Regions from separate parts of the Homo sapiens genome. Here region 2 is linked to region 1. Evidence: read pairs that join two places in POLR2A ChIA-PET (ENCODE). Cell type or tissue: PC-3. All regions are shown on one strand. Each heading gives the region's core, and the rest is flanking DNA. Links, peaks and the distances in the headings are about the cores only. Region 1 overlaps TM7SF3 (transmembrane 7 superfamily member 3). Region 2 overlaps STK38L (serine/threonine kinase 38 like).

Evidence for each region. ChIA-PET counts read pairs that join two places held together with the same protein. Peaks named below come from ENCODE experiments on the same cell type or tissue, not always from the same donor. Only the 100,000 strongest peaks of a DNase experiment are listed, where the experiment ranks them.
Region 2: POLR2A ChIA-PET joins it to region 1 with 5 read pairs; 2 of 35 experiments call an interaction of 5 or more read pairs at or near these places.

What each region holds. Positions count from the first base shown.
Region 1 is chr12:26,986,072-26,988,885 of GRCh38, forward strand. The region is part of intron 6 of TM7SF3 (transmembrane 7 superfamily member 3); the gene reads right to left. Among named protein-coding and RNA genes, the nearest start is that of TM7SF3, 27 kb to the right of the region's middle. In PC-3, for the core only: no CTCF peak of the experiment used is centred there; a DNase peak (open chromatin) is centred at 1,760.
Region 2 is chr12:27,293,906-27,296,719 of GRCh38, forward strand. All of the region lies in intron 1 of STK38L (serine/threonine kinase 38 like), which reads left to right. Among named protein-coding and RNA genes, the nearest start is that of BMAL2, 38 kb to the right of the region's middle. In PC-3, for the core only: no CTCF peak of the experiment used is centred there; no DNase peak of the experiment used is centred there.

The DNA of each region.
Region 1 (2,814 bases), core at 285-2,784:
CCCGCCTTGGCCTCCCAAAGTGCTGGGATTACAGGCGTGAGCCACCGCACCCGGCCTGCTTGGCCAAATTTCAGTCTCCTGAACCCCCTCCTAGGCCCATCTGCGCACATCTTTGTAAAATCCAGCTTCAGCAAGAACTCTGATAAGTCAGCTTAGCAAGAATCCCCTATGCTTGATATCAAATCACCCTCGATATCTAATCGAGTTCTTCATCCTCCACCATCCATCCCCCAGGTGATGTCTGACCACCCTGGTCTGTCTTCAGTAAGAATCCCCTTAGGTCAGTGCAGACAGAATGCCCCCTTGCCCCTCATGTTTCCTCTTAGAAATTTTCCATCCACTGACTCCCACCCTACTGCTTGGCTACAAATTCCCAGTAGCCCATGTTGTACTCAAGAGTTGGGCCCAATCTCTCTTCCCCACTGCAAAATTCCATCACAGTGGTCCCTATGCCTATTGTAATACTACCCCCCACCTTGAATAAAATCTTCCTCACTGTGCTTTAACTAGTGTCACTGATTTTTTTTTTCTTTAACAGCGGGATACGGCTCTAGCAGAGGTAGAGAACCATAATCTCTCGCTTGAACACAACTAATAGACTTTCTTCTTTAGAGCAAAGCTCCTTGAAAGAGCTACTTGAACTTTCTCCAGTTTCTGTGCTCCCAGCTCCTATTTGTTCTTGAATATGCTCCAGTCAGGCGCCTACCCCACCTCTCCACTGCAACAGCTCTCACTGGTACCAATGGCCTCCATGTTGCTAAATCCAAGGGTCATTTTCAGTCTCTTTCTTAGCTGACCTATCAGCAGCATCTGCCAAAGTTGATTACTCTCTCTTCCATGCAATACTGTCTCCCCTTGGCTTCAACATACATCACTTTCCTTTTACCAATCTGGCTGCAGCTTCTCAGCCCATTGGTAGGATCTTCAATTTCCTAAGCTCTAAACATTGGAGCACCCAGGGCTCAGTCCTCAGACCCCTCCCTTTTCTCTAAGTCACACTGAGTGTGCCTGCCTCTCCCACCTCCCCTTCCACCTCTGCCTCCCCTTTATAGATAACACCATTTAGCATGAGGCCTTAAATGCCATATATTCAGTCTGAAGATTTCCAAGATGCTCTCCAGCTAAGACTTTCCTCTGAATTCCAGGCTTATATATATAATCAACCATCAGTTAAACATCTGCACATAAATGCTCAATAGGGTTCTCAAACTGAACTTGTCCAAAACTGAACTCTTAATGTATCCTCCCAACCTTCTCCTCCAACAGTGCTTCCCACCTCAGCGAATGGTCGCTCTCTCTCTCCAGTTGCTCAGGCCAAAAACTACAAAGTCCTTTACACCTCTTTCTCTCAAACCCCTCATCCAATCCATCAGTACACTGTACTCCAAACATATCCAGCCACTCATGAGCCAAATCTGGAACAATTTGAACATGAAAATAAATGATAGTAAAGGATTTCATCCAGAGAATAAAATAGGAATCTACAGGTCCAGGTTTAAAATAAATACATGGATAAATAAATGGCAGGGGAGGGAAAACCCTTCCTCAGAGCAGGATGGCAACAAATAAACATAGAAGGAGTGATACATTAGAGAAACACCATTTGGCAACCACCTAGTAATAAATGTTTCAGGCAAAGATCACTGGATGCCAAAACTAGCAAGTGAGAGTTTGAGAATGGGATATTTACTGACACTCGAAGTACCTCCCCTAAAGACACTTAAAAAAAGGAACAGTTACTTCAGTGGAGAAACTTGGCAAGACACCAATAACCAAGTCATCAAGGATGTCACCACCAGTAAAGAGACAAATAAATAAAGAGACAAGTGTCTCCTGAGAAGGACACATCACTTCCTTTGTATTCCTGCCAAAAAAGCATAATCAAAATTTAATTATGAGGAAATATCAAAGTAACCCAAATTGAAGACATTCTAAAAAAAATAAATATTCTGTACTTCTCAAAAAAGTCAAGGTCTTAAAAGATTAAAATTAAAAAAAAAAAAAAAGACTTGTTCCAGATTATACAACTATAAAGAGACACATCGGTTAAATGCAATGTGGGATCCTAAACTGAACCCTGGACAGGGGAAAAAAAAATTTGTTGACGGGGAGACGGGGTCTCACTCTGTTGCCCAGGCTGGAGTGCAGAAGCACAATCACGGCTCACTGCAGCCTCAACCTTCCTGGGCTCAGGTGATCTTCCCACCTTAGACTACCAAGTAGCTGGAACGACAGGCATGTGCCACCGCACCCAGCTAATTTTTGTATTTTTTGTAGAGACGGAGTTTCGCCATGTTGCCCAGGCTGGTCTTGAACTCTGGAGCTCAAGCAATCCGCCCATCTTGACCTCCCAATGTGCTGGGATTACAGGCGTGAGACACTGCACCCAGCCAAAAATAATTTTTTTTTACTTATAAAGGACACTATTGGAACAACTAGTAAATGTGCTAACGTGTGAATTAAATAACTACTGTATCAGTGTTAGCTTCGTAATTTTGATAATTTTACTATGGTTATGTAAGGAAATAAATACAGAAGTATTTAATGGCAAAAAGGTCTTTATGTCTGCAACTTACTCTCATATGGTTCAGAGAAGAAAATTGTGTGTGTGTGTGTGTGTGTGTGTGTGTGTGTGTGTACGTATCTATACATACACAGTCGGCCCCTGAACAACACGGGTTTGAACTGCATGGGTCCACTTACATACAGACTTTTTTTCAGTAAAAGTCACACTGAGTGTGCCTGCCTCTCCTACCTCCCCTTCCACCTCTGCCACCCCTGAGACAGCAACAACAACCCCTCCTCTTCCTCCTC
Region 2 (2,814 bases), core at 75-2,574, 310 kb after region 1:
ACCACTTTATAAATTTTTATTGGCTACAGATCTTCTGGACATTTTCTCTGTTCATTAGTATCTGCTTGCTAGAACAAATACAAGGCAAGTCAGAAATCATTCTACAATCGTAGGGTGTTGCTCTTTAATGGTACTTTTAAGGTTTTCCCACCCCAAATATTTGTTGAAAAAGTAACAGGCAGTTGTTTACCAAAAAGCATTTGAAGAGAACTATCTATGAACTGCAATTTTATATGCCTAGGGAAGGTTCACTGGAATACTACTGCAAATTGTACACCTGTCCTCCTTTTGAGGATTCAGGATGCATGTTAGCATATTAAAGATGCTGGGAAGGCTAGGCAAGGTGGCTTGTACCTGTAATCCCAGCACTTTGGGAGGCCAAGGCAGGCAGATCACTTGAGGTCAGGAGTTCGAGACCAGCCTGGCCAACTTGGTGAAACCCCATCTCTACTAAATATACAAACATTAGCGTGCACCTGTAATCTCAGCTACTCGGGAGGCTGAGGTGGGAGAATTGCTTGAACCCAGGAGGTGGAGGTTGCAGTGAGCCGAGATCACGCCACTGCATTCCAGCCTGGGCAACAGAGTGAAATTCTGTCAAAAAAAAAAAAAAAAAAGATGCTGGGAAGTCTTATAGTAAGAAACTTATTTAACTTTGTGTAGTCTGGGTTTCTTAAATTTACTTAAATTCCTCAATTTCCAGTCCATCCTTCCTCTCCCATCCCAAGCCCCAGTTAACAAATGTGATTTGATTTCAGAGATGTTTTCTATACACGATCCCTGTTTCACTTTTCCTTCTTTGACCTTTTTTTTTTTTTCCAGTTAGAGACAGGGTCTTGCTCCATCACCCAGGCTGCAGTGCAGTGGTTCAATCGCAGCTCATTGTAACCTTGAACAAGGGTTCAAGCAGTCTTCCTGCCTCATCCTCCAGAGTAGCTGTGACTACAGGTGTGCACTACCACACCTAGCTAAGTAAAAAAAAAAAAAAAATTGTAGAGATGAGGAGATCCCAGGCTGATCTCAAACTCTTGGCCTCAAATGATCTTGGCCTCACAAAGTGCCAGGATTAGAGTCATGAGCCACTGTGCCTGGCATTCTTTGACCTTTCTGCATCTGATCCTGAAACATAGAACATGAGCCCAATGATTCTGAAATTTCCAAAAATGATTTGGCAGCATTGTTTTAGCAATTCAGTAAGAGCAGCTTAATCCATAAAAATCACTTGGCCATGATAATTCTTGAGTTTATTTTTCATTATTTATTGTTTTAAAAAATAATGCTCATTATTATTAAAGCATTTAGCACAATACAAAGATTAAACTAGGTGCCTAGAATAGTATCTTACATTTGTATAAGCCATTGTGGCTTTCCTGTGTATTATCTCAGATGGCCTTAGAACTAGGCCTGTGAACCAGGCAGAGCAAATATTTTAAGCCCTGTTTTGGGAAAAGTGACTTGAGTTAAGGGTGTTCTGGTGATTTGAATAAGACCATATGATCAGTTAGCAACAAGGCTGGGATTAGATCTTTTAATTTCTGACTTCTACCTTCTGTAATTTCTTTTTCCACAGTTGCTTATTAGCCAATCTTTACAGAGCACTTTACTATTGGCTAATTCTTTCAACTACTGTTACTGCGCCCCCTCCCTCCCCCCAATCAATAGGTTGTCTCATTCATTCATTCATGACTACTCTGAGTCAGATGCAGTGCTGTTGTGAGTTTTGAAAAATGAATCAGAAAGAGTTCTTACATGGAGATGTTCCTGGTTTGGTGGAGTAACTGTTAGGGCCGAATTTTTCTTAGGAGTGATAAGCCACCAGTACCTGACTACAAATGTTAGAGAACATGCACCAAAAAAATGAGAAATGCTTTGCCTCTTCTGCAGAGCATGTTAGAGAAGTCACCACAGCAGTAAGACTTCAGCTAAACTGGGCCATAAAGGATCAGCAGATTCCTGCAGAGACATATCCTGCAGTGGATATAACTGCTTCAGGGATAGGTCATGGAAGAGCTTGGAGGCATGAAAGAGCTAGGTATGTTGGGAAAAGAATGAGTGGTGAGGAAGAGCATCAGATAAGGATAGAAAATATAAAAAGCAACAGATAAGGATAGCAAGTTGGAATCCTGACTCCACATCACACTAGCTATGTGACTTGCCCCAAACTTCAGTTCCCTACTTTGCAGGGCTGTCGTGAGGATGAAATGCAATCATGCATGGCAAGTGCCTCTATCTTAAATCCTCAGGAGAAAAAAAGGGGGAAATCAGTGAATAAAATATCATAAAGTTCCTGATATATAACCATACTCAGTGTATGTGAGTTGTTCTTATTGATCATATGTAGCTAATTTGACTTGCAGTAGGCAATGAGGAACCATGACTGATTCTAAACAAGTGACACGATCAGCTTCTCATTTAAAGTAGTCAGCAGAGGAACAAATTTATGCCAAAATAATAGATGCAGTTTTAGACATAGTGATTCTGAGGCTCAAGCAGTACATTGAGGTATAAACCCCTAATAGGACAACAGTAGAACTGGGAGTTTGCCATAGATAATTGTTTGCTTTCAACCTACACTTGACTTGCTTGACATCTTTTGGTTCATTCCATCAACCCTGGAATCTAGTCCACTTCAGGTCCACATCCAGGGCTCTGTATCTTCTTTACTTAAAGCAAGATGGATGTTGTGGCATAGGTGGCAGGTTTGGGGAACACTTTTCAACTAAGAATGCTTTGGATGGTCACTCTTGGCAAGCTGGATCTTCTTTGGACTGGTCTGTTACGATCTTCATCTAGATAAGCAAAGCCTCTTTAATG